Regions from separate parts of the Homo sapiens genome. Here region 2 is linked to region 1. Evidence: chromatin loops called from intact Hi-C (ENCODE). Cell type or tissue: A673. All regions are shown on one strand. Links, peaks and the distances in the headings refer to the core of each region. The heading gives the core; the rest is flanking DNA.

The links. A loop is a pair of places that touch in the nucleus more often than their neighbours do. Peaks named below come from ENCODE experiments on the same cell type or tissue, not always from the same donor. Only the 100,000 strongest peaks of a DNase experiment are listed, where the experiment ranks them.
Region 2: it touches region 1 in a loop (4-fold over the local background); 1 of 110 quality-filtered maps calls a loop at or near these places.

Annotation. Positions count from the first base shown.
Region 1 is chr9:89,809,290-89,812,205 of GRCh38, forward strand. No RefSeq gene overlaps it. Among named protein-coding and RNA genes, the nearest start is that of LINC03062, 170 kb to the left of the region's middle. In A673, for the core only: no CTCF peak of the experiment used is centred there; a DNase peak (open chromatin) is centred at 1,282.
Region 2 is chr9:89,413,431-89,416,346 of GRCh38, forward strand. The region is part of intron 2 of SEMA4D (semaphorin 4D); the gene reads right to left. Among named protein-coding and RNA genes, the nearest start is that of SEMA4D, 83 kb to the right of the region's middle. RefSeq lists an enhancer at 1-278. In A673, for the core only: no CTCF peak of the experiment used is centred there; no DNase peak of the experiment used is centred there.

The sequences.
Region 1 (2,916 bases), core at 189-2,688:
AAAAAGCAATCTCAAGAGAGGTCTCAGGTGAAGCAGTCTTTACTGAATAGAATCACAGAGACTGTCTTGACATAGAATTGGGCTTTGGAGAGACATTAAGCAAGGGTGACGGACACTGCAGCTGCATAGTGTTGATTGCAGGAGATCGATTGGACAGCCGGCTCTGCTTGTCTGCCATTGTGGTAGACTGTATTTTCCAAAGATGATCATACCTATCTAAAGCCCATCCTCCACTGGGTGCGGGGTGCTGTGTTCCCTTTTTTTGGACCTAGGCAGGCCTTTGTCATTGTTTGAATCAATACAATATGGCAGAGGTGGTGGTGTGTGCCTTTTGTAACCAGATCATCAAAGTCATTAGTTTCTGCTTTGGTCTCTTGTCTCTCTCACTCTTAAGACACTTGCTCTTAAAACCCAGCTGCTATCTTCTGAGGAAGCCCAGGGCACAAGGAGAGGCCACATGTGGGCATTCCAGCCAAAAACTGACAACAAGCATGGGCCACCAGATCTACAAGGAAACATCCTTCAGATGGTTCCTGTCTCTGCTTTGAGTCCCCCAGTGGAGGGACCAGATACCATGGAGCAAAGACAGGCCATCCTGCCACTCCCTGTCCCAATTCCTGACCCATAGGAACTGTGAGAGGTGATAAAAGACTATTGTTTTAAGCTATGAGTGTTGGGGAATGTGTTATGCGGAGCAGATAATAGATTCACCTGTCATATCTAGTGGGTGCTGATTGCCCATGTGCCTGAGCATAACCCCATCTCATATGTTTGCAAAGAACAATGCATGAACCCAGTGCATGGCAGGAATTCAGGGAGCAAAATGAACTTGATGGTTACCCAAGCAGGCAGCAGGAGCTTGGTTCCTGGGTGTGGCTTTTGCGCCCCTGGTTTTAGCTCCAGGGATATTCGTCAAAAGTGTTTAAGGCAAGAGTCAGCCCTGCCTCTGTAGAAATAACAAAGAAAAAACAAATGGCAGGGATAGACAACCCTAGTGGGAAAACACAGATATATGAGTTCCATAGTCACTCAGAGAAATGAAGGGATGAACAAAAGCCCTCATCATTCAAGTGACTTTTCCTAAACTCTAAATAAATCTCGGCTAAACACCCAGGTGTAGGGGCAGTATCCATCACATTCTCAAGGCAGTTGTTTTTTAATTTTTTTTTCCGGGATTAAGATAGAAAATGCTTCAGCTTTCCAAGGCAAAGCGTTGCTGCCTGCATTCTCTGTGTGTCATGTGGCCTCAAGCACACCAGGGGTTTTCCTGGAGTGTGTCCTGGCAGTGAAGAGGCACGCAAGGCATCTGATATCCCAGCACCCACAACTGAACATTTTTATGACATTCGCCCAGCTGTACCTTTATAAAGATATTATGCAGGTTCCGAGAGATTAAGCTTTCCTTCCCAACCAGCTGCTGTGGAATGATGCCCGGCATATGGAGGACAGATAGAATTTCCCACCCTGACATGTGCCGAGAAATTTGACTTTAAAAAGTGTTAATCAGTAGCTCAAATCATCAGCCATGCATGAGGGCAGGACAGCAGGAGTCTGGAAGCTAAATCCACAAATGCATGGGGCCATCCCTGGGTGATCCAGAGAAGGAAGTTCATCCATTCAGTCACATTGAGCATCTCCTGCCAAATGAGGGGTTCCCTGCTTGCTGTAGCTGCAGACCTGAGTTTGAATCCTATGGAGACCTGTTGCTTTGTTAGAAAGTAACAGAGATGTCTGGATGCAGGAATCCGGAGCCTGGTGCTGCCCCGCACTTCATAGGTGTGGTCTTGAACACACTTTTGCTCCCTTCTGGCACTGGGCCTCATCAGAGGGGCTCAGTGAAGTTTGGAGATTGAGTTTGTTTTTCATCTGGATGGACTGCCACCTAAAACATTTCAAAGAGCCCTTGTTTGTCCATCTTCCAGGAAATTTGTCCTGGAGCCTGACCATTCCTTTTTTTGGGGAGGCACCTCTCAGCAGCAAAAGGTGAAGTTAGGGGTGGCAGCACAGGGGTTTGGCCTCAAGAAAGTGGCTGGTGCCCCTGGGATGGTGGCCAGCAGTGAGGAGGAGCTGAGCAGGGGAGGAACTTCAAGGTTGGTTTCAGGTCTGGGGGCTGGAAGTACAGACATGGGGATGGACAGTTCTAGGCTTCGAGGGAGCTGCAGCCCTGGCAGGGGAAGAGGGCTTCATGTGGGAGGGTAGTCAGGGGCCGTCACTGCAGAAGCTGGGTGGCCCTGTCACCAGGGTAATGGACCACAGATAGCAGATATGTCCAGGCAGCTGCAGAGAACATGCTGGATTGCCCCTTTCCAGAGTGCGGGCAAGGCTGGCCTGGCAACAGCCAGGGATCCCCTCCCCAGGTATGAGGTGTGGGCACAGAGCCACCTTCCTCTCCAGGTGCAGGGTGGGATAGGGGAATTGGGGCCAGGGAGGAGGGCTGGGAGCAAAGAGAGGGGGAGGTAGGGGAGGTGAGCTGGGGTGGGGAGGAGGAGGGGATGGGGGTGGAGAAGGTAGAATGAAGAAGAGATGGTGGGGTGGGGAGGAGGGCCGGGGATGGGGAACCTGTGGAGTCCCAGGTGGGGAGCCCTGGGCCAGGCTTGACAATCTCTGTCTCTTTCCAGCCATGAGGTGTGGCTACTTTTGCTTTTTGTCTCTAATGCTGAGAAGAAACACCCACAGAGAAAGTAGACATAAAACCCTTCAGATAACAGGGGGTAGAAATCAAACACACATCCTGTGACTCTGCTGTGCGGGAGGACGGTGCCCCCACCTCCAGGAGCCCAGCTGTAGGGGGGAATGGAGGCTGGGCTCAGCACCGCAGCCCCCATGCCCACCTGCACCCAGGCTCACTATGCAGACTGCTATGTGCGCTGCAGGAGCCAGACGGATGCTTTCTTGCAACAGGCTTGCTGCAGATGG
Region 2 (2,916 bases), core at 307-2,806, 400 kb before region 1:
TATATATGTGGACACATGTACATCTGTGTGTATGCATCTGTGTATGTGCACGCATGTGCATCTGTATTTCTGTATGTGTGCACATGAACCCGCATAGATATGTGCACCTATCCATGTTTGTACATTTGTACACATCTGTACAGGTGTGTTGTGTACATGTGTATGTCTGCATGTCTGCACATGCATGTGTATGTCTGTGTGCATACATATGTACACCTGTGTGAGTGCATGTGCATCTGCTTGGATCTCTGCATGTGTATACATATGTGTATGCATGGGCATCTGTGTATGTGTGTGTATAATGTATGTGTGCACCTGTGCATGTCTGCCTGTGTACATATATCCATACATATGTATCTGTGTATGCATATACATGTATGTGTGCACAGCTATATGTGCACATACGTGCATGCATCTGTGTGCGCATCTGTGTATGTGTACGCAGACATGTATGTGCGCATCTGTGTGTGCATGTGTGTATATGTGCATCTGTGCATGTGTCACTCTGTTGCAGAACATACATTCTGATCTAGTGTTGCATCTTAGATGTGAATAGTGACTGCTGGCAAGTGTCCTGTAAGGCAGGAACCATGAACCAAAATGCCATCTGGGGACTGTCCAGTCACCCGTGTCTCGGCTCCTTCCTGGGATCAGCTGTCTGGCAGCTAGGGTAGATTACAGAGGGGACACCAGTCACTACCACATGGAAGGTGTCAGTGCTTCTGCCAGCAACAGGATGCAACACTGGCATTAAAATGCCCTGGCTGGCATCCCAGGGAAACTGAAAGGGGATCTCTGGTGACAGCTGTGGACTGGCCAATCTAACATAGGCAGTCATTACCTGGACCCCTGACCTCACTGCATGCAAACTACTGCCTGGGGGAGCGTGTTCTGGCTTATTTCTTATCTCAGGGGTTTGCCCAGATGGGGCAGGTAAAGCTTAGAGTCTCTCCAGGCCCTACAACCAGGACAGTGGAGGACACGCACTCACCACATCTTCCCTCCCAGCTGGAAGCAGGCAGCCAGGTGCTGGGAAACAGAAGACACCACAGCCCTCACCAACCATGCCCTGCCAGTACCTGGCCACCTAGTATCCCCACCCTGGGATGTCCTCTGCCCCCAGAAACCCCTCTCCCACCTCCAGTTAGGATGCTGATGTCACTGCCTTGCAAACTGAGGATAAAATGGCCTTATCCCATCAGGAATCAGGAATGGGTTTCAGGAGCTGTCTAGGTCACAAGCATAATAAACAGTTTATTGTTCCAACTTCAGTTTTCCTAGAATTAAAATGGATCCCTGGAGACCAACACTCCAGCTCTGCAGGGACATGCCTAGCCCTGGACCTGTGTTGGGCCGGACTCACCCAGCAGGGCAGCTGCCAGGACCAGTCTACTTCACCCTCAAGCCACATCCCTGCAGGGGCAAGCGAGCCACAGCCAGGATATCTCAGACATGCTCTAACCCTCACCCACTTCCCAAACCCCTGGGTGCAGCATGTACAGAATGGGAAACCCAGGGAGAGAGACAGAGGGCGGTGGGAGTGAAGAACACAGGCATCCATCTATCAGCAATGTCGGCAGGACAAGCGCTATGAGGATGCACGCAGAGTGGCGGCACGAACAGGGCCCTTCAGAGGAAGGGTGGGGACCCCTCTAAGCAGCAGCCAGCATGGTAGAGATGCAGACTGTCATGCCATTTGTGTGACATCACTCTACTCTTCAGACTTGGATACAGACAATACTGTCTTTTCTGGAGGGTGTGTGGTGTGTGCATGCATCCTTGGGCCCAAGCAGGTTAGTGCTAGCAAAAATAATCATCTTCCACTGGCCTAATGTTGACCTGCTGCCATCTCTAAGGGGGCCAACGGTCTCCCTACTGGACACTGGCTCCCAGGCACAGTGTGGGGTTGTTCTGGGAAGTGGCTGGCCAGCCCCTCAGGGAGGACTGTGTTAACCCTGCGGCCCTAAAGGGATGCCTGGTGTCATGTCTTTCAAAGGTGATACTATGGTCTGAATGTCTGGATTACCCCCAAATTCAGATGTTGAAATCCTAACCACCAATGTGATGGTTTCTGGAGAGGGAGCCTTTGGGAGGTGACTGGGTCAGGAGGGCAGAGTCTTCATGGAAGTAGTGCCCCTATAAAAGGAGTCCCAGAGAGCTCCCTCACCCCTCAACCATGTGAGAAGACGCTGTCTATGAACCAGGAGGAGGGCCTTCACCAGACACCAAATCTGCCAGCGCCTTGATCTTCGACTTCCCAGCCTCCGGAATGGATAAATAAATGTCTGTTTTTATGTCACCCAGTCTATGACATTTTGTTTGAGCAGCCTGAGCTGACTGAGACAGTGGCAATTCAGGGGCTGCTGGCACCCAGCAGAGCTCAGCACCGGACAGAACCCAGCCAGCAGAGATGCTTCCAGAATGCCAAAGGTCGGTCACCATTTACACTGGTAGCGCCTTTGATATGACACTAAAACTGGTGCTTCGGTCCCCCAGAGCTTGGCTTGCAGGGAGGGCAAAATTACATAAAAGACATTATATAGAAAAGTTTTGCTTTAAGTGGACTTTATTTGTATTCTTAATTTTCCACCTCTTATAAAACTGTCCTACCTTCAAAAATAATTCCAAGGGTGCTTAACTCCACAAACCAAATGTAAATTAAAATAAAATACCCATTATTGTCCACAAAGCAAGCTGAAATTTAAAAGTCTGCTGCTAGTTAGTGCTGGGAAGGTGTGGGGTAAAGGACTTCTGGGTACAATTCTGAACTATCCAGATGTCTGCACACTCTGATCCCCTGGCAACTCTTGGGCAGCAAACTATGTGTGCACAGCTACAGGCGTGCAAAGCGACACGTGGGAAGACCACCCTGCCATGACGTGACAGTAAAATGTGCAACCAAAGGGGATGCTCCTC